2 separate regions of the Homo sapiens genome follow, and region 2 is linked to region 1. Evidence: chromatin loops called from intact Hi-C (ENCODE). Cell type or tissue: PC-3. All regions are shown on one strand.

Region 1 (2,500 bases):
AGGCATAGAGGAGTAGGGACATTGAACCACCAAGAAAACAAGCCCACCCCAGGGAGCACTGAGAAAAAAGGAGGAGGTTTGGGTCTTGGTCATGGAGAATGCAGGGTGTAAAATCCTGTCAGAAGAGAATCATCAAGGACAAAGATCTCTCTGATTTCCAAAGACAGTGGAAGCGGGGAGGTCCTAGCTAGAAAAGGAGGGTAGGTAATGACCGCCCTTCATTGTCATTTGGTGGGGGAACTCAAGCCAGTTCTCAGAAGAGCTCAGGTGACTTTCACCACATGGCCTTCCATACCCTTCCAAGGTTCACACCTATTTACAGCCCAGGCTCTCAGGTTTAAAAGAGCTGGGGCAGGCTTCCCTTGTCCCCACCTCAAGTTCTTTGTCCATGTGTTCCCTCTGCCCAGAACACCCTTGGTAATCTCTGTCTGGCACACCTCACTAATTTCTTCAAGTCCTGTAAGTGCCTCCTTTAGGAGGCATTTCCTAATTCTCTTAGGCAGAGTAGAGGCTTCTTCCTCAGTCACAGAACATACTAGGTTCCTACCGCCTTTGCCACCTTCGGCTATAATGATGTACTCCCAAGAGAAAAGATGGCATCTGACATTTCTTGGAGCATCCCCAAGTGCCAAGCAGTGTGCTGGGAGCTTTCACAGACAGGCTGTCTGTAAATCCCCTAGAGGCAGGTGGAGGGGACCAGGCAATGACTAACAGTTACCACACTCCTTCTGTGTTCCAGGCACTGTGATGGGTGCTCATCATGAGGTGGGCACTACAATGGCCACTTGACCCTTGAAGAAATAAGCCTGGAGAGGCAATGTGACTTATCTAATGTCCCACAGCAATAAAGCTTGTATGTAATTCAAAGCTGTTTGGTTCCAGAGCCCATAGACTGTCTTATCCCTCTTTGAACCTCTGCCTCCTTTTTCAGAATCTGGCCTGGAATTTAGTACCACACAAGCACTTATAAATAAATGTTTGCCAAATCAACACAAAACCTACAGTGTTATTTGTGGGGAAACAGTTTCATTTCCTCTCTTCTCCAAACATCAGGAAATCCTGGGGCTATTAAGGTGATCCTAGGTTACCTCATGTACATCCTGCCCCACCTCTTAGAGGTTTGAATTCCTTCCTGGGTTTCCTTGCAAAGAAGCTGACTGGCCTCTGCTGGACAGAGAGGGCAAGCACCTTGGCTCAAGTCTAACAGCACCTGATCAGGGGATACAAGCTGGTCACCCTGGAGCTCTTCTGCCATACCCCACCTCCCACCTTAAGAACACCAGGACAGAGCTCAGAATAAGAGAGCTTGCAGATCCATGCTTAAACCCAGTGGCTCTCTCTGCAGCCGGCATTTAGCCCTGCAGCTGGCTGGGGCTTCAGGGCCGCCTGTCTCCAGGCTCTGTGAAACTGGAGAACTTTTAAAGCCAGCGCTGTTTTATGGGTAATGGGGTAATCCTTCTCAGTTTTTCCAGTGAAAATGGGGACACTAAAATACTGAGTCTCTGGGCATGGTTGTGACAGTGCCTGGCACAGTCCCTGGCACAGAGTAGGTAGTTGGTTGGTGTTGCCTATGTCTTAACCTTTTTTTTTTTTTTCTGTCTGTGTCAATCTTTGTCTCTACCTTTACCTGTCTGGGCCTTCACCTGATGTTTCCTTCTCGTGATGTCTGTCTGTGCATCTTTGTCGGTACATCTGCCTGTCCGATGTCTCTCATGGGGGTTGGGGACAGAAGCAGCCCTCCAACTCTTGCACACTCCAGCGGCGCCGCGGGGCAAGAGCGGGGCTGCCTGAGCCCGCGGAGCCACGTCAGGCCCCCAGCTCCCCCGGATCCCACCACGCACCAGGCCCCTCCGCCCGGCAAGTGGCCCAAGCAGGCATCCGCAACGGAAGGACAATTTTAAAAACAAACCCTCAAAAGTAGGAAGAGAGAGGGACTTACCGTTCGCCGCGACCCCCAGGCTGGCGGAGCCACTTTTAACTAAGAATGAATTAGGGACAAACTCTTCCTCAGAGTCTGAGTCCGGGGTTGGCTGGGCCACACCGTTGCCTAGCAACCGCCTCTGGCTCTCATTGGCCGGAGGGGAGGGGGGCGGGGAGGGGGACTGCTCAATAGGGGTTGATGAAGCAGGATGAACAATGCAAGGGAGCACCTGCGAACCACAAAGACAAACACAGACAGAAAAAATAATGAAAATTGATTTTGAGGCACACGGGGAGGGGGAGGGAGCAAAATAAAACACTCATCAACGGGAAGGGGGGGCTCCCAACACGGGGCGATCTACTGCACACGTGGGCCGGGGGCGGGGCTGATGCCTCCACAGAGAAAGTTGCTGCAAACTCCTTCTGAAGAGCTGGGGCCTCAGTGCAGGCTGGCAAAGAGGGAATCTCGGAAGCACACGGAAAGCCTTTTCTGTTCTGCCTGTTCTTTAAGACATACCTGAAAACCCGGGGTCTAGTCCTGACGGGGCTAGGTGATCTATCAAACAGCTGCCCCTCTCTG
Region 2 (2,500 bases), 250 kb before region 1:
CACAAATCCCAGCTTTCTGCTGTGCTGCTCCACCCTCCCATCCTCCCTCCCCTCCCATCCTCCCTACACCTGGCCACAGACCTGTCCCTGCAGCATGCCTCAAGTCTGCCTGCACCTGCTGCTCCTGCTCTGCAGTGTGCCCCGCCCCTCCCTTTCCTACTCACCCTTCACCTGTCAGTTCAAATGCTCCCTCCTCTGCAAACCTTCCCCAGCCTTCTCCCCGTGCATGGAGATTTGCATCCATTCATTGCTGGACGATAGGACATAATGCTGTGACTGTTCATTTATGTGTGTGCCTCCAAAACCCAATCGTCAATACTTGAAGGGAAGAGACTGGATTTTGTTCGTTTTTGTTTTTCCAATGTTCTGCTTCGTGCCTTCTAGCCCATGGCAGCCACTTGTTTTAAGTAGATGGCATGTCTATTTTTAGATTACTTAGGTAGTGTTTGCATTCGCATTATTTAGCTCTTCTTTTACTTCTCTTCTGGGGTTAGCAGTAAACAGGACAGGTATCCTGTCTATTTTGAAATGTCCCCTGAGACTTACCCTATAATGTAGCACAGATTTAAGCTTCCCAGATGACATCAATTCTGGCTACATAAAAGGCGGTGACCTTAGATCCTACTGTGTAATCCTGGGGCAGCCTTGATCTTTCTGCTTTTCTGATGACAGCTCTGAGGCGGGGTGATTTTTTTCATTTCTTTGCACATCACTCATGATAAACTGGTGCTATTTACCTCGGCAGAAAAGGGTCCCTGAGGGGGTATGGTGAGGGGGCCCTGTCCACTTAGATTAGCCCCCTGAGTTTCCAGCTCCTGTCTCCCTGCACTGCTCCAGAGAAGTGTCACTCATGTGGAGTTTCTCAGATCAGTCAATTCCAGGACAGGGTGGCATTGGCAGGATTATCCCAGAGTCCGTAAGAGCTGTGGCTGCATCTTTCAGCCCAAGGACAAATCTGAGGTCTGCTGGTAAGTTAAGCATAGGGAAAACAACAACTAGCTTTGAGCTTAGAAGGTGTAGGCTCTCATTTAGGTGAGTCACCTAAATAGTTCAAATCGTAGGTCCCTTAGCTGTCGAATGACTAAGTCCCTGCTCGGCTAGGCTCACAGGCTTGTCGTTGGGATCAAATGAAATTATACATCTCAACAGCCCTTTCTAGTTTGCAGAGCTCTCTGAACATTCAGCTCATTTCGTCCTCCTGCCACCTGGCCCTGGGAGCTGCAGCTGCATCTATGATGCCCATCTAGACTCCACCAGGCTGCAGCGCCACCTGTCTGCAGAACAGAGCTGCAGAGATGACTACCACTGATAAGAATGCATCTGTGACCACCTAGGGATGCCCATTCTGTCCCAGACACTGCGCTAGCACTTGATGCACACATGACCTCATTTTCTTCACAACTACCATATAAGGTAGGTACTTTCCTCCCTTATATTTCAGAAAACTGAGACTGGAAGAGGTGAAGTGACTTGACTGGGACCACAGATTCCTAAGTGGCAGGATGAAATTCCAACCGAGTTCTGCTTGACTCCAAAGTCTGTGTTCTTTCTACTTCCCCACCCTGCTGCCCAGGATCTAAAAGGTTCCTCTGCCCATATTCACCTGGGAGTACCTGCTCATCTTCTGAGGTTCAGCTTATCTGTAATCCCATTCCTGAACCCCCTCTTCTTCCCCACTGGTAGAACTGGCCTCTTCCTTCATTGTGTCTCCACTAGAGCTTACAAAGTTTATACTTTTAGTATCTGTAGCACCAATTAAACTTTTCTGTTTAATTGTCTGTCTTTTGGATGAAACCTTGAACTCCTCAAGAGGAGGGACTGATTACCAGTCTCTGCGGCTTTGAACTGGGCTGATGCAGAATAAGTACTCCAGAAAGTTCTGCTGAATCAGCCTCCCTGGCTGGAGTATACATAGGAAACGCTCACTGCTAACAATCTTAGAGTGATGGTTCTCAAACATGGCTACACATCAGAATGGCCTGGAGAGATTTAAAAATAGCCCTACCCATAATGATTGAAGGGTGTGGGCATCTATACCTTTGAGATCTCTCCAAGTGACTTGGAGGCACAGCCAGATTTGGGAACCATGGCCTTCGAGCAGTTCTTTTTCAACTTTAATGTGCCACCTGGAGCCCTTGCTAAAATGCACATTTCAATTCTGTAGCTCTGGGGCGGGGAACTTGAGAGTCCACATTTCTAACAATCCCCAGAGCAGGCCAGTGTTGCTTGTCTGTATTTTGAGCAGCAAGGCCTTAGAATACTCTACAAATCATAAATGTCTCAGAGCATGAGACGGAAGACGGCCTTCAGTGGAGGCCTCAGGCCTGGCTGTGTGGACAGGGAGCATTTCCTGGAAACGGACCATGTCTGATTCTGATTCAATTCTGATGCCCAGTATCCTGAGCAGGGCTGGACACAGAGTAAGATCACAGCTTCATTTTCAGTTTGCTGTAGAAGTCTCTAAGGACCCACATTCTCTTCCAGTTCCTCAAACATAACC

The links. A loop is a pair of places that touch in the nucleus more often than their neighbours do. Peaks named below come from ENCODE experiments on the same cell type or tissue, not always from the same donor. Only the 100,000 strongest peaks of a DNase experiment are listed, where the experiment ranks them.
Region 2: a loop joins it to region 1, with 12 times the contacts of the local background. A loop is called at or near these places in 5 of 110 quality-filtered maps.

The regions. Positions count from the first base shown.
Region 1 is chr11:78,960,204-78,962,703 of GRCh38, forward strand. All of the region lies in intron 6 of TENM4 (teneurin transmembrane protein 4), which reads right to left. Among named protein-coding and RNA genes, the nearest start is that of TENM4-AS1, 130 kb to the right of the region's middle. In PC-3, CTCF peaks have their summits at 1,168 (motif pointing left) and 1,370; a DNase peak (open chromatin) is centred at 1,118; H3K4me3 peaks cover 2,192 bases; H3K27ac peaks cover 2,009 bases.
Region 2 is chr11:78,714,640-78,717,139 of GRCh38, forward strand. The region is part of intron 25 of TENM4 (teneurin transmembrane protein 4); the gene reads right to left. LOC124902724 (a long non-coding RNA gene) reads left to right here. Exons shown (of 3, transcript XR_007062800.1): 2 at 1,160-1,413. Among named protein-coding and RNA genes, the nearest start is that of NARS2, 140 kb to the left of the region's middle. RefSeq lists an enhancer at 490-1,689. In PC-3, CTCF peaks have their summits at 1,273 and 1,484; DNase peaks (open chromatin) are centred at 132 and 1,162; H3K4me3 peaks cover 602 bases; H3K27ac peaks cover 2,131 bases.